Linked DNA regions of Homo sapiens: regions 2 and 3 are each linked to region 1. The links are chromatin contacts, found by Hi-C or POLR2A ChIA-PET in ENCODE. All regions are on one chromosome and are shown on one strand. Each heading gives the region's core, a stretch centred on a gene start or an enhancer-like site at or near the end of the contact. The rest is flanking DNA. Distances are from core to core; before and after follow the strand shown. Region 1 holds the start of CACTIN (cactin, spliceosome C complex subunit). Region 2 overlaps MAP2K2 (mitogen-activated protein kinase kinase 2). Region 3 overlaps CELF5 (CUGBP Elav-like family member 5).

Region 1 (4,502 bases), core at 885-3,384:
GATGGAGTCTCGCTCTGTCACCCAGGCTGGAATGCAATGGTACGATCTCAGCTCACTGCAACCTCCGCCTCCCAGGTTCAAGCAATTCTTCCTCGGCCTCCTGAGTAGCTGGGACTACAGGTGCCTGGCACTACACCCGGCTAAATTTTGTATTTTTAGTAGAGGTGGGGTTTCACCATGTTGACAAGGCTGGTCTCGAACTCCTGAACTCAGGTGATCCACCCACCTTGGCCTCTCAAAGTGCTGGGATTACAGGACTGAGCCACCGCGCCCGGCCCATGCAAGTGATCTCTTAATGTGCTGCAAGGATGCATCTGAATTTTGGGAAGCACAGGGTCAGGCCTTCGCTTTGTTTTGGGCCATCCCATCAGCATGACAACCCACATCTCAGGACCGGCAAGGTCATCATCTAGAGCGGCAGGAGATGGTCTCTTCTTCCTCTGTAAGGTTCCATCCTTGCCTTAACACCAAGCAAAGCATACAAAGCCAGCGTTTACGGGGATGTTATGAAGTTGTATTCCAAGATAAACGTTTTATTTATTTATTTATTTATTTATTTATTTATTTGAGACGGGGACTTGCTCTGTCGCCCAGGTTGGAGTGCAATGATGCGATCTCAACTCACAGGAACCTCTGCCTCCTGGGTTCAAGCGATTCTTCTGCCTCAGCCTCCCGAGTAGCTGGAATTACAAGCATGCCACCATGCCCAGCTAATTTTTGTATTTTTAGTAGAGACGGGGTTTCGCCATGTTGGACAGGCTGGTCTCGAACTCCTGACCTCAAGATCCACCTGCCACGGCCTCCCAAAGTGTTGGGATTACAGGCATGAGCCACTGCACCCCACTCAAGATAAACATTTTAATTTTCTTTTTTTTTTTGAGACGGAGTCTTGCTCTATCGCCGAGGCCATAGCGCAGTGGCACGATCTCGGCTCACTGCGACCTCCGCCTCCCAGGTTCAAGCAATTCTCCCTGCCTCAACCTCCCAAGTAGCTGGGATCACAGGTGCATGCCACCACACCCGGCTAATTTTTGTATTATTTAGTAGAGATAGGGTTTCACCATATTGGCCAGGCTGGTCTTGAACTCCCGACCTCAGGTGATCCGCCCGCCTCGGCCTCTCAAAGTGCTGGGGTTACAGGCGTGAGCCACCGTGCCCGGCCAAGATAAATATTTTAAAAGTTAGCTTAAATTACTATCATCCTCCATAAACAGGCCTTCCCAGCCCCGAGTGGTTAGAACTGCACGGGGTGGTGGTAGCAGCCACCATGGGCTAGGGGAGCTCAGGATGGGACATCAGCGTCTTCTAGGTCTCTGGCCTCCAGCCTTGCCCCTGAAGTCCGTCCTCCCACGCCAAACTTGTTTCAACAGCAAGTCCCCCAAACCCTGCTCACAACCCTCCCACGGGTCCCCAGCACCCACACCACAAAGCTGGGCAGCCTGGGTTGAGAAGGCAAGTGTTAAGAGTGACTTTCCCTCTCTGAGCCTCAGTTTCCCCGTCTCTAAAATGGGTTGATGGGGGAATACAGGGAGTTATCAAAGTTTTTGTTTTTTTTTAAAGCTTAACTCCCAAAATACATAGGTGTTCATTGGCAGGTGGTGGAGCATAACGATGACTCTCATAAGAAGGCTTTTCAGTTTCTGTCCCCGCGCCCGCCCTCTGCCCTCTGGAGCTGCCTGGCACCTAACACCTTCCCGGTTCCTCGCCTTTCGGGGACCTCGCTCCCCGGACACGCCTCTCCTCGGCCACGCCCCTGGCCACGCCAATGAAGCGCTACTTCCGACCTAGACCCGCTTCTTATTGGTCTCGCCTCGGCAGGCCCCTCCCTGCACAAGGTTCCTAGTTTGCCCTTGCCCCGCCCACAGTTTCTCAGGCCCCCTGAGGCGTGGGGACCCGCCTAGGGCTGCCTCCAGCACTGCCTGAAAGGAGACTCCGCCACCCTGGAGGCAACAATCCCACTGGAGTCAATCACGCGGTCCACATTTGCAGACGTAGTGGAAAGTCTGGGGTGTCGGAGTCCTTGCGGGCTGGGGCGACGGGATGGGTTGCTCTTTCCCGGCTCAGGCGCAAACGGGGCAGCCTGGAGAGCGCCGTGGGCGAGGAAGGCCCCCAGCGCAGGCTTCGGCTATTGGTGTTGGTGCCGCGGCCACTGGCCCAGCCGATGGGTCGGGACACACGCTCGCGCTCGCGGTCCGCGGGTCGCCGGGGCCGAAGGCGGCAGAGTCAGAGCGGGAGCCGAAGTCGGAGCAGGAGCCATGGGCGGCGAAACCGACGGCGCCGGGAGGACGAGGGACGGCGCAGACGGAGGCGGCGGAGCCGGGAGCGCAGGTGGGGTCGCTGCGGGAGCAGCGCTGGGGATCCGGCTCCTACCTCAGGAGCGCCCGACCGAGGGTTGGAGATCCCGGGGAACCGGGAAACCCCCGACTTACTCGGGGAGGGCTTCCTAGAGAAGGGGACAATTGACCACCGGTTGGAATTAACCTGGCAGCGGAAGGAAGGCGAGAGGCGTTCCAGGCAGGGGACCGGGCGGTTGGAGGGACAGCCCGGAGCCGGGTGAGCGAGGCGGCGGGGAGGTAACGAGAGATCAGATCATATCATATCGAGCCCTGTGTGCTCAGCACATTAGATCTTGGCTATTAGTCGGAGGGAAATGGAGAGTCTTGAGAGGAGTTTGGGTAGGGGAGTGACGTGGACTGACTTAACTCTGCATACTTTCTGGCTTTGAGGTGGAGAAGGGATGGAGCGGGGTAGGCAGGAGCGGCATCAGAGTAGGACGGCACAATTGTCCAGACAGTAGATGATGGCAGTCTCGATGGGAGGGAGGCTGTAGTCAACCACAGCGGGCAAAGTGCGTAGATTTCAGAGGGATTCTGGAAGTAGAGGAGACAACATTTGCTAATGGAGGTGGGCTGTGGGAGGGAAAAAGACTCGGTGTCAGCTGGCAGGACTCACAGCTGATTCCTAGTGCCTGAATCTCAGCTTCCCCATGGTCCTTTTCTTCTGGAGATGGGGCACTTGGTCGGATTTGCCTTGAGCCGGCTCCAGTACAGAGAAACCAAAATGGGGACAGGGACTGATTCCCAGACCGGGGCCCCAGTGCTGGCTCAGCCCCTTCGTGGCTGACACTCAGGCCAGTCTTGCCCCGCTCTGGGCCAAGTTCACTCATCGGTTGTTGGTTTTTTTGTTTGTTTGTTTTTGAGACGGAGTCTTGCTCTGTCGCCCAGGCTGGGGTGCAGTGGCACGATCTCGGCTGTTACCTCTGCCTCCTGGGTTCAAGCGATTCTTCAGCCTCAGCCTCCCCGGTAGCTGGGGTTACAGGTGCTTGTTGCCACACCCAGCTAATTTTTGAATTTTTTCGTAGAGCTGGGATTTCTCCATATTGGCCAGGCAGGTCTTGAACTCCTGGCCTCAAGTGATCTGCCCGCCTCGGCCTCCCAAAGTGCTGGGATTACAGGCGTGAGCCACCGCGCCTGCCCATAAGTCTTGTTAATGTCATCTTTGTGTTTTTTCGCCTACCATTTTCTGGTATTGGAATTATTCACAATAATTTGCCACTCTAGATATGTAATTAGAATTAATGTTCACGAAAATTCAGTTGAACTTGTGGCCAATATTTAAGGGCTCTGCAATGATTGGTTTCAACATAGTTTAGATTTTTTTGACATGAGCTTAATGGGTAGAGCATTTAACAAAATATTTGGCAGTTCTCTGTGTACAAAGACCCCTAAACGTGACTGAGCGCAGTGGCTCACATCTGTAATCCCAACACTTTGGGAGGCTGAGACAGGAGGCTTGCCTGAGCCCAGGAGTTCAAGACCAGCCTGGGCAACATAGCAAGACCCCTCTGTACAAAAAAATGTAAAGAGTTACCTGGGCGTGGTGGTGTGTGCCTGTAGTCCCCGCTACTCAGGAGGCTGAGGCGAGAGGATGGCTTGAGCCCAGGAGGTCAAGGCTGCAGTGAGCTCTGATCATGCACTCCAGCCTGTGTGACAGAGGGAGACTCTGTCTCTAATAAATAAAAATATAGACCTTGTCTCTAGTAGACTCTGTGTCTAGTAGACCTTGTCTCTAATAAATAAAATTAAAGGCCCCTGAACCACCCCTGAGGTTGTGCATCTTCCATTCCCTGCGCTCTACTCTGTTAACTCCTGTCCATCCTGTGGGACTAGTTCAAATACCACTTCCATCTAGGAAGCCCTCCCTTGACAGCCTAAATGTGTTCGGGTCCCCTGGTTCGTACCCTTATAATTCCTGCGCCACCAGCCCCAGCCACCTCCCTGCCCGCGCCTCCTCCCTCTCCCCCACACTCTGTCTCAGCCATACAGCCTCCTTGTTGTTCTTAGAATGTGGCAGGTCAGTGCCTGCCTCTAGGCCCTCGCTCTTGCTCTGCCTCGAGCACTCTCCCTCCGAATCCACCCATCGCTGCCTCCCCACTCCCTCCAGACCTTGGCTCAGTGTCAGCTCCTGAGAGAGCCCCTCTCTGACCTCGGCCCTGCAGCCCC
Region 2 (4,502 bases), core at 1,017-3,516, 480 kb before region 1:
CATCGTCCTCATCACCACAGTCAATTTTACAGTATTCCATCACCCCAAAAAGAACCCTGTCCACATCAGCAGTCACCCCCATCCCCTCCTCCAGCCCCCGGCACCCACACATCCCCTTCCTGTCTCTGGATCAGCCTGTCCTGGACATTTCACAGAAATGGGATCACATATTATGTGGCCTTTTGTGTCTGGCATCTCGCACTAAGCATGACATCCTCAGGGTTCACCCACGCTGTGGCCGGGGTCTTGGCCTGGTTCCTCTTTACGGCTGAGTCCTGTTTCAGTGAGGGGTGGGCTGCGCTGGGTTGGCCTGTTCTGCCCTGGGTGGACGCCTGGGTTCTTTCCACCCTTGCCTGCTGTGAGTCGTGCTGCTGTGAGCACTTGGGACACGTTTCTGTGTGGACGTATGTGTCCACTTCTAGGCAGACACCTAGGGGTGGAATTGCGGAGGGGGTACTGAGTTGGTCTTGACCACTGTTGGGAACGCCTGCAGAGCAGAGGCCCCAAATGCCTTCATCCCGTTTTCGGGCACCCCCCAAGCCAGTCTCGCCCCTCTCCCCTTGCAGCTGATCCACCTTGAGATCAAGCCGGCCATCCGGAACCAGATCATCCGCGAGCTGCAGGTCCTGCACGAATGCAACTCGCCGTACATCGTGGGCTTCTACGGGGCCTTCTACAGTGACGGGGAGATCAGCATTTGCATGGAACACATGGTGAGTGCGTCCGGGGCAGGGGCAGGGGCAGGGCCTCCACGGAACAGAGCATGTTGGGGAGAAGGAAGACCCCCTCACGGCCCCTTTCCTCAGAGGCAACAGTGCGCTGGCTTCCAGGGGATCCTTCTCAAGGCAGTCGATGCCATACAAGTATGTATATGTAGATGCCTTTGGTTTTGTTTTGTTTTCTTTTTGTTTTTTTGAGAGGCAGTCTCACTCTGTCACTCAGGCTAGAATCTAGTAGTGGCACAATCTCGGCTCACTGCAACCTCCACCTCCCAGATTCAAGTGATACTTCTGACTCAGCCTCCCGAGTAGCTGGGATTACAGGCGCCCGCCACCACTCCTGGCTAATTTTTGTATTTTTAGTAGAGACAGGGTTTCACCATCTTGGCCAGGCTGGTCTCAAACTCCTGACCTCAGGTGATCCACCTGCCTCGACTTCCCAAAGTGCTGGGATTACAGGTGTGAGCCACCGCGCCCAGCCAATGATTTTGTTTTTTAAGCACTCATGTCTTCCTCCCAGCTTTGCTTTTTCTCTTGCTGTATCCCGGGCGTCCTTATGACAGCAGAGAGGGAAAACACTCCCGTTTTGGGGGGTACGTAGGTTGTTTCCAGTCTCTGCCCTATCTCAAATAACATGGCACTGACTCGCAGGCACACCTGTGAGGTAAGCTGTGTGAGGGAATTGCTGGGTTCCAGGGTAGATGCAATTAAAAACTGATCCCTATTAGGCCGGGCACGGTGGCTCATGCCTGTAATCCTACCATTTTGGGAGGCTGAGGTGGGAGGATCATTTAAGCCCAGGAGTTCGATACCAGGCTGGGCAACATAGTGAGAAACCATCTCTATAATTTAAAATATTAGGTGAGTGTGGTGGCACGTGCCTGTTTTAAAATTGTTAACAACATTTAAAAATGGGGATAAAAATAGCACCAGCTACATGAGAGGCTGAGGTGGGAAGATCACTTGAGCCCAGGAGGTTGAGGCTACAGTGAGCTTTGGTCACGCCACTGCACTCCAGCCCGGGCAGCAGAGCGAGATGCTGTCTCAAAACATAACAAAGCTGATGACTGTTTTTAAATGGCCTTCTCAGGAAAGTGTGGCAGTCTGAGCTTGTCAAGGCAGGCCTGTGCCTCCCCCAGCTCAGATCTGTGGGACCACAGTCTCTAGGGTGGGGTACAGGCACCCCCTTCATTGACTCTGACGTGCCCCCTTGTTAAGACACTCTGGCCTCGAAGCCCAGAAGTGGGTGAGATTGGGTGGAACAAAAGGAGAAGTGGCCAGAGCTCAAAACCCCGGAGGAAATGCTGCCGACCCCGCCACACCGAGCTCATCAGGTATCAGACCGCCTGCCGCACAGCGTCGTTTGCAAAACCAGAATGCTTGGGTGACACCCTGCAAACGTGCGATCCCCTTTGACAGTTTTGTAATGAAGGCAGGAAGTGAATTTGAGCAAGGCCCCCACGTAGCCATGTGACCCGAGCAAGGCAGCACCCGCCTTGGAGCCCCTTTCCCGCCTGCGAGGGAGACCTGGCGTCTGCCCCGCTGCTCGCAGAGTCACGTTGCCGGCGGCATCAAAGGGCGAGGAAAGGATGAGGAAGCGCTTTGTGGTCTGAGGCAGCCCCTCTGTCATGTGGTGCTCCCTATTCCTCCTCCTCGTCTTCCTCGTCTTCCCCCTCCTCCTCGCGCCCGGCAGGCACCCTCGCTACTCAGGAGTTCTGTCCATCCTCGTTTTGTGTGGCTGACTCAGTTCTCGAGCCCCCTTCCTCCCATGCAGAAAGGGGACAGTGTGGCAACCCGCCCCCAACCTCTATTCTTGGTGAATTTAAAATGGGGGTTCCCAGAGTGGGTGCTGGCACCCCAGGGGACACCACACAGACCACCAGGCTGCAGGAGGGAGACACAGGCCGTGCTGTCTGTGTTATGGAGTGCACCCTTTAAAAGTTCCGAGGTGGTCTAGCCAGGGGCGGTGGCTCACACCTGTAATCCCAGCACTTTGGGAGGCCGAGGCGAGTTCAGGAGATCGAGACTATTCTGGCTTGGCTAACGTGGTGAAACCCCGTCTCTACTAAAAAAAAAAAAAAAAATACAAAAAAAATTAGCCAGGCATGGTGGCGGGTGCCTGTAGTCCCAGCTACTTGGGAGGCTGAGGCAGGGGAATGGCGTGAACCCTGGAGGCAGAGCTTTCAGTGAGCTGAGATCGTGCCACTGCACTCCAGCCTGGGCCACAGAGCGAGACTCCATCTCAAAACAAACAAACAAACAAAAACAACGTGGAGCACGTTGATTTTTAAAGCATTGGGTGAGCCCTGACAGGGCAGCATCCGTGGAAGTAAAGTCATCCAAGGGGGCCATCCCTGCCATCCTCGCCGGCCCTGTGAATTCTCTCCATGCTGAACGATGCTCTCGGAATTCACCTGAGTGCCCATAGGTTTCCATGGAAGGGCCTGCCCAGCACCTGATTCATTCCCTCCCAGGCCACCCCAGTGAGGCAAAGGGGCAGCTTAGCACCGGGGCTGAGGATGGGCGTCCGGGTCAGGTCTCGGCCCCACCGCTCACCCTTACCACGGGTTCGGGACAGGACTCTTGCCGCTTCTGCTGTGAAGCTGAGGGAGGTCGTAGTCCCTGCTGGGGTGAGGACTGTGTGAGCTCCTCCCAGGATGGCACCCGGCACGCACAGGTGTTGCATCCATGTCCTGGCTGCTGCAGCCATTTCCCTGTATTTCTACGCTGTTTCCTCATATTTCTATGTCATCTTTATTTTGCATTTTTTTCCTTCTTTTTTTGTGGGGGGTAGGGGGTACAAGGTCTCTCTCTGTCACCCAGGTTGGAGTGCAGTGGCATGATCCTAGCTCACTGCAGCCTCCACCTCTTGGGCTCAAACGATCCTCCTGCCTCAACCTTCCAGGTAGCCGGGACTACAGGTGCACCAGCACGCTTGAGTAGCTTTTTAAGTTTGTTTTTTTTTTTTTTTTTTTTTTTGAGACGGAGTCTAGCTCTGTCGCCCAGGCTGGAGTGCAGTGGCACAATCTTGGCTCACTGCAAGCTCCACCTCCCAGGTTCACGCCATTCTCCCGCCTCAGCCTCCCGAGTAGCTGGGACTACAGGCGCCCGCCACCACAGCCGGCTAATTTTTTGTATTTTTAGTAGAGACGGGGTTTCGCTGTGTTAGCCAGGATGGTCTCGATCTCCTGACCTCGTGATCCGCCTGCCTCTGCCTCCCAAAAGTGCTGGGATTACAGGCGTGAGCCACCGCGCCCGGCAAGTTTTTTTGTAGATATGGGATGGCACTATGTTTCCCAGGCTAATCTTGAACTCCTGGGCTCAAACGATTCTCCCGCCTCAGCCTCCCAAAGTGCTGGGATTACAGGGGTGAGCCACCGTGCCCAGTGATGTATTTATATAAAATGGCAAGCACTTGTTGGTGACTGGAACTTAGGAACAGTGGGGCTGGCTGCTTCCCTGGGGTCTGAACCTATTACTGGATAACTCGGGGCAAGAACCCAGTGGACAGTGGGGCCTCATGGGATGGGGAAAGGAGAGCCAGTGGCTTACGGACCTCGTAGAGGTGCCCCTTGGCCTTTCTGGGGGTCTCGTCCTATCTGCTGAAGAATGCCCGTCTTGTTCTACTGTAATGGAAACTGGACATGTCCATCAGTAAGGGAGTGATTAAAGAATGATATTTGGCTGCTTTGCAGTGGCAAAGTGAAATCCACAATGGTGTACTGAATGGGAGTATCCCCACAGTACAACACTATTCATGTAGTGGAGGGGTGGTTGTAGAAA
Region 3 (4,502 bases), core at 895-3,394, 340 kb after region 1:
GCAACCTCCGCCTCCTGGTTCAAGAGATTCTTCTGCCTCAGCCTCCCCAATAGCTGGGATTACAGACACACGCCACCACGCTCGGCTAATTGTTGTATTTTTAGTAGAGATGGGGTTTCACCATGTTGGCCAGGCTGGTCTTGAACTCCTGAGCTCAGGCAATTCACCTGCCTTAGCCTCCCAAAATGCTAGGATTACAGGCATGAGCCACCTCGATTGGCCTACTGTTTTAAAACTTCATTTAAGTGAAGTCTTTTTTATCTGGCTTCTTTCACTCAATATTCTGCCTGTGAAGTTATTCCATGTTGTTGTGAGTATTGGCTACTTATCCTTTTTCACTGCTGTATAGTGTTCCATCGTGCAGCTCCATCCTAATTTATTTATCCATTTACCTGCTGATGAACACTTGGGTTGTTACCAGCTTGGGATTTTTTTCTTTTCTTTTCTTTTTTTTTTTTTTTTTTTGAGACGGAGTCTTGCTCTGTCGCCCAGGCTGGAGTGCAGTGGTGCGATCTCGGCTCACTGCAAGCTCCGCCTCCTGGGTTCATGCCATTCTCCTGCCTCAGCCTCCCGAGTAGCTGGGACCACAGGCGCCCGCCACCACACCCAGCTAATTTTTTCTATTTTTTAGTAGAGACAGGGTTTCCCCGTGTTAGCCAGGATGGTCTCGATCTCCTGACCTTGTGATCCGCCCGCCTCGGCCTCCCAAAGTGCTGGGATTACAGGCGTGAGCCACCGTGCCCGGCCTTTTTTTTTTTTTTTTTTTTTGAGATGGAGTCTTGCTCTCTCACCCAGGCTGGAGTCCAGTGGGGAGATAGTAGCTCACTGAAGCCTTGACCTCCTGGGCTCAGTGATCCTCCTGCTCCAGCCTCCTGAGTAGCTGGGACTACAGGTGCACACCACTACACCTGGCCAATTTTTAATTTTTTTGTAGACATGGGGTCTTGCTAAGCCAGGCTGGTCTTGGACTCCTGGGCTCAAGTGATCCTCCCACCTCGGCCCCCAAAACGCTATGTAATTACAGGCGGGATCTACCGCACATGGCAAGAACTGTATGGATTTGAACCCTGACTGTCAGACTCCAGAATCGAATCCCTCCCTCCTTCGACAGCCTTGGCTTTACTGGGGAGGCCTCATTACCTGATACCTCATCGTGCCATGCCCCAGCCTCAAAAAGGGTTTCCTTTCCAAAAAATCCAGAGAATCACTCTTGGTTCTGGAGAGGGCTGGTAGGAAGTCACTGCTATTCCTACGGGGTCGGGGCGAGCATGGTTCTCTTTTCGGAGGAGGAAACAGAGAGGGAGATTCCCAGGGGTCAGCGGCTGCACCGGGACTCAACTCTGGCCTGTCCAGCCCCCAGGCCGCACTCTCAGCCCCGCGGGTCCCAGAGGCCCGGGCCAGACACGGAGCCTGCAGGTGGACAGGGCGGGCAGAGGGCGGGGCTGGCGCCCAGGGGAGGTTGCGGCCGCCTCACCTTCTCGCTGCTGCTGCTGCAGGAGGGGCGGCGGCTGGGGGACGCTGTGCGCGATGGGCGTGATGGCCGCGGTGGGGTACATGGCTGCGGAGACCGGAGCGAGACACAGGGCGAGGAGGGGCGTGAGGCCACGTGGGCGGCCTGGGCCGCTGGGCGGGGAGGGGGCGGGGCCATAAGAGGGTGGGGCCAAGGCAGGAGTGGGTGTGATCATGGCCTTTGTGGGGAGGGTTTGGGGGCGGGGCCAGGCCAGAGGGCGGGGCCAAGATCACAGACGAAACGGGGAGGGGCTATTGCCTGAGGGGCGGGGCCATGGTGGAGGGCAGGGCCAATACCGAGACGGGGCGGGGAAGGGGGGGTGGGGGCGGACCCCATGGCGTGAGGGGAGGGGTATAGGGGTTGGGCCACAGTAGAGGGCGGGGCCAAGGCTACAGGACAGTCCAGAGTGGGCGGGACCATTGCTTGAGGGGTGGGGTCACAGTGGAGGGCGGGGGCAAGACTGGGATGAAGGGCATGAGTGGGGCGGGGCCGTGACTTGATGGAGGGCTATGTGGGCAGGACCATGAGTTAAGGGGCGGGGCCGCAGCAGAGGGCGGGGTCACAGCCAGGCCTTAAGAAGTAGAGCCAGAGGTAGGGGCGGGGCTTTATCAGAGAGGCGTGGTCAGAGTAAAGGCAGGAAGTGAGGGGCGGGGCTAGGAGCTGCAGGAGGGAGGGTAAGGGGCAGGGCCGAGAGCTGGGGTTGGGTCAGAGCTAGAGACGTGGTCAAGGGGAATTCCCTCTCCCCAACACAGAACATGAGAGGGTAAGGCCATGGGTAAGCGCTGTCCTTAAAGGACAAGGGAAGGTCCTGTTTGCGGGTATAGGTGGTGGTGGGGTGGGACCAGTAACAGGGCCCGGGGTTGAATACAGGACAAGGGGCTAAGGGTGGGCCCTGAGGGGCGGGGCCAGAGGTAGGAGGCGCGGCTAGGCACAGAAGAACGACACGTCCGGGGCGGGCCCTGGGGGCGGGGCCCTAGGCGGGGGCGGGGCCAGGGCCCAGCGCGGGCACGCGGGCTGCCTCCTACCTGTGTACTGCTGGACTCCGGAGAAGGCAGGATGCAGTGTCTCGGCCACAGTCGGGCTCTGAGCTGCGGGCAGACAGAGGGGCTGAGTGGGGCGGGAGCAGCAGAAGTCTTCCATCCACCCCCGATCCTTAAGAGCCGCAAGGACAGCAACAAACACCCCGCCCAGCTTCTCCTCTGTGCTAAACCCTCTGTAGGACCAGGAAGCTGAGGCCGAGGAAGGTGAAGCCACTTGCACAGGGCCACTCAGATAGCAAATGGCAGAAGCTGAACTGGAATCCGGGTTTCTCGGACTCCAGAGAGAGATCACCATCGTCCCCATCTCCCTCTCCCTATCCCGACCCGGTTGCCTCCCAAGGGGGACCCTTCACTCCTCTCTACTCCCTGGATTCACCAGGACTTCAGCCTCCACCTCAAATCACCACCTGCCCCCATCCCCTGCCCCGTCTCCCTCTCCACATGAGTTTCCTCATCAGACACCCTGTAGCTCCCCCATCTAGCTGTAGCCTTCCTGCTACCGCTAGGGAAAGGGGTAGGGGAGGGAAGAAGTTGTCCAGGCCACCAAAGCTGATGATTCTGGGGAAAAATTCAGCCAAACAATTCTGCCCGAATGGAGAGTGTGCTGGAGGGCAGGGGATAGTGGTGGTGACTGTGACTTCAAAGGGGTGGCAGGAAGGAGTTCACTTTGTGGGCAAGAAGCAGTTCTGTATCTTCACTGTGGGAGATCCACAAGTCTGCATCTGTGACAAAATGGCAATTAACCGCCCCTGCACACACACACACACACGTGCACAGAGTGCATACAAAAACTCGTGAAATCAGCTGGGTGTGGTGGCTCACACTTGTGATCCCAACACTTTGGGAGGCCGAGGAAGGAGGATCGCTTGAGCCCAGGAGTTTCGAGACCAGCTTGGGCAACATAGCAAGACCCTCATTTCTTAAAAAATAAAATAAAATCGAAAATTAGCCAAGCATAATGGCACGTGCCTGTAGTCCCAGTGACTTGGGAGGCTGAGGTGAGAGGTGAGAGGATCGCTTCAGCCCAGGAGTTCGAGAGTTCAAGGCTGCAGCGAGCTATGATCACGCCACTGCACTCCAGCCTGGGCGACAGAGTGAGACTCTGTCGCTAAATAAATAAATGGTGAAATTTGAATACCGTCTGGAGTTGAATTAATTGTATGGTGCCAGTGTTAGTTTCCTGGGTTTGACAGTGACCTATGATTAGATAAGCTGCTGGCATCAGGGAAGCTGTGTGAAGGGTACCTGGGACTGCTCTGTGGTATTTTGGTAACTCCCTGTGAACCTCCAATCATTTCAAAATAAAATGTTAAGGCCAGTCACAGTGGCTCACACCTATAATCCCGGCACTTTGGGAGGCCTGCTTGAGCCCAGGAATTTGAGGCCAGCCTGGGCAACACAGCAAGATCCCGTCTGTACAAAAATTTAAAAATTAGCCGGGCGTGATGGCACATGCTTGTAGTCCCAGCTACAAGGAAGGCTGAGGTGGGAGGATTGCTTAAGCCCCAGAGATGGAGGCGGCAGTGAGCTGCGACGACACCACTGCACTCCAGCCTGAGTGACACAGTGAGACACTGTCTCTAAAACTAAATAAATAAAAATAATTAAAAAAATAAAAAGTTAGAAACAAATTCTCCTACATGGTGGAAAGACAGATAACTTACTTCACATAAATTAGATGTTGGAAGATGTTTGCCCTAAAATTGTAGGTGTAGCATAGAGAAAGGAAGGACCTCTGCTTCATGAAAGCAGGTGCAGCCTAAATCAGTGGGTCATTCATTCTGTGTTGAATGGATAAATGAATGAATCCAGGCATTGATATCTCCCCAAATGACACAGATGAATAATTAAGATTTATGGGCTGGGCGCAGTAGGTGAATCACCTGAGGTCAGGAGTTCGAGACCAGCCTGGCCAACATGGTGAAACCCCATCTCTACTAAAACTACAAAAA

Evidence for each region. Hi-C counts contacts between places; a loop is a spot of excess contacts on that map. ChIA-PET counts read pairs that join two places held with the same protein, here RNA polymerase II (POLR2A). Pooled maps may share reads with other maps.
Region 2: a pooled map shows a loop between it and region 1 (5-fold over the local background). The contact joins the enhancer-like site here to the promoter of CACTIN in region 1. A Hi-C loop is called at or near these places in 1 of 37 single-sample maps with no recorded cell type and 3 of 50 pooled maps. POLR2A ChIA-PET finds 5 or more read pairs at or near these places in 2 of 52 experiments (AG04450 and common myeloid progenitor, CD34-positive).
Region 3: a loop to region 1 is called in a pooled map, with 6 times the contacts of the local background. The contact joins the enhancer-like site here to the promoter of CACTIN in region 1. A Hi-C loop is called at or near these places in 2 of 168 maps with a recorded cell type or tissue (body of pancreas and naive thymus-derived CD4-positive, alpha-beta T cell) and 9 of 50 pooled maps.

What each region holds. Positions count from the first base shown.
Region 1 is chr19:3,624,422-3,628,923 of GRCh38, reverse strand. CACTIN (cactin, spliceosome C complex subunit) reads left to right here and starts at 2,134. Exons shown (of 10, transcript NM_001080543.2): 1 at 2,134-2,328. The coding sequence starts at 2,162. RefSeq lists enhancers at 1,801-2,170, 2,060-2,621, 2,622-3,183, 3,184-3,745, 3,972-4,471 and 1 more.
Region 2 is chr19:4,106,720-4,111,221 of GRCh38, reverse strand. It overlaps MAP2K2 (mitogen-activated protein kinase kinase 2), which reads left to right. Exons shown (of 11, transcript NM_030662.4): 3 at 567-713. Among named protein-coding and RNA genes, the nearest start is that of MAP2K2, 15 kb to the left of the region's middle. RefSeq lists an enhancer at 1,747-1,876. Within about 2 kb of position 2,266, at least 8 of the 41 ENCODE cell types and tissues checked have a DNase peak (open chromatin) inside an H3K27ac peak, as active enhancers do.
Region 3 is chr19:3,282,998-3,287,499 of GRCh38, reverse strand. It overlaps CELF5 (CUGBP Elav-like family member 5), which reads right to left. Exons shown (of 13, transcript NM_021938.4): 9 at 2,536-2,598; 10 at 1,475-1,558. Among named protein-coding and RNA genes, the nearest start is that of CELF5, 61 kb to the right of the region's middle. Within about 2 kb of position 2,144, at least 10 of the 41 ENCODE cell types and tissues checked have a DNase peak (open chromatin) inside an H3K27ac peak, as active enhancers do; they include body of pancreas, where a contact is called at or near this core.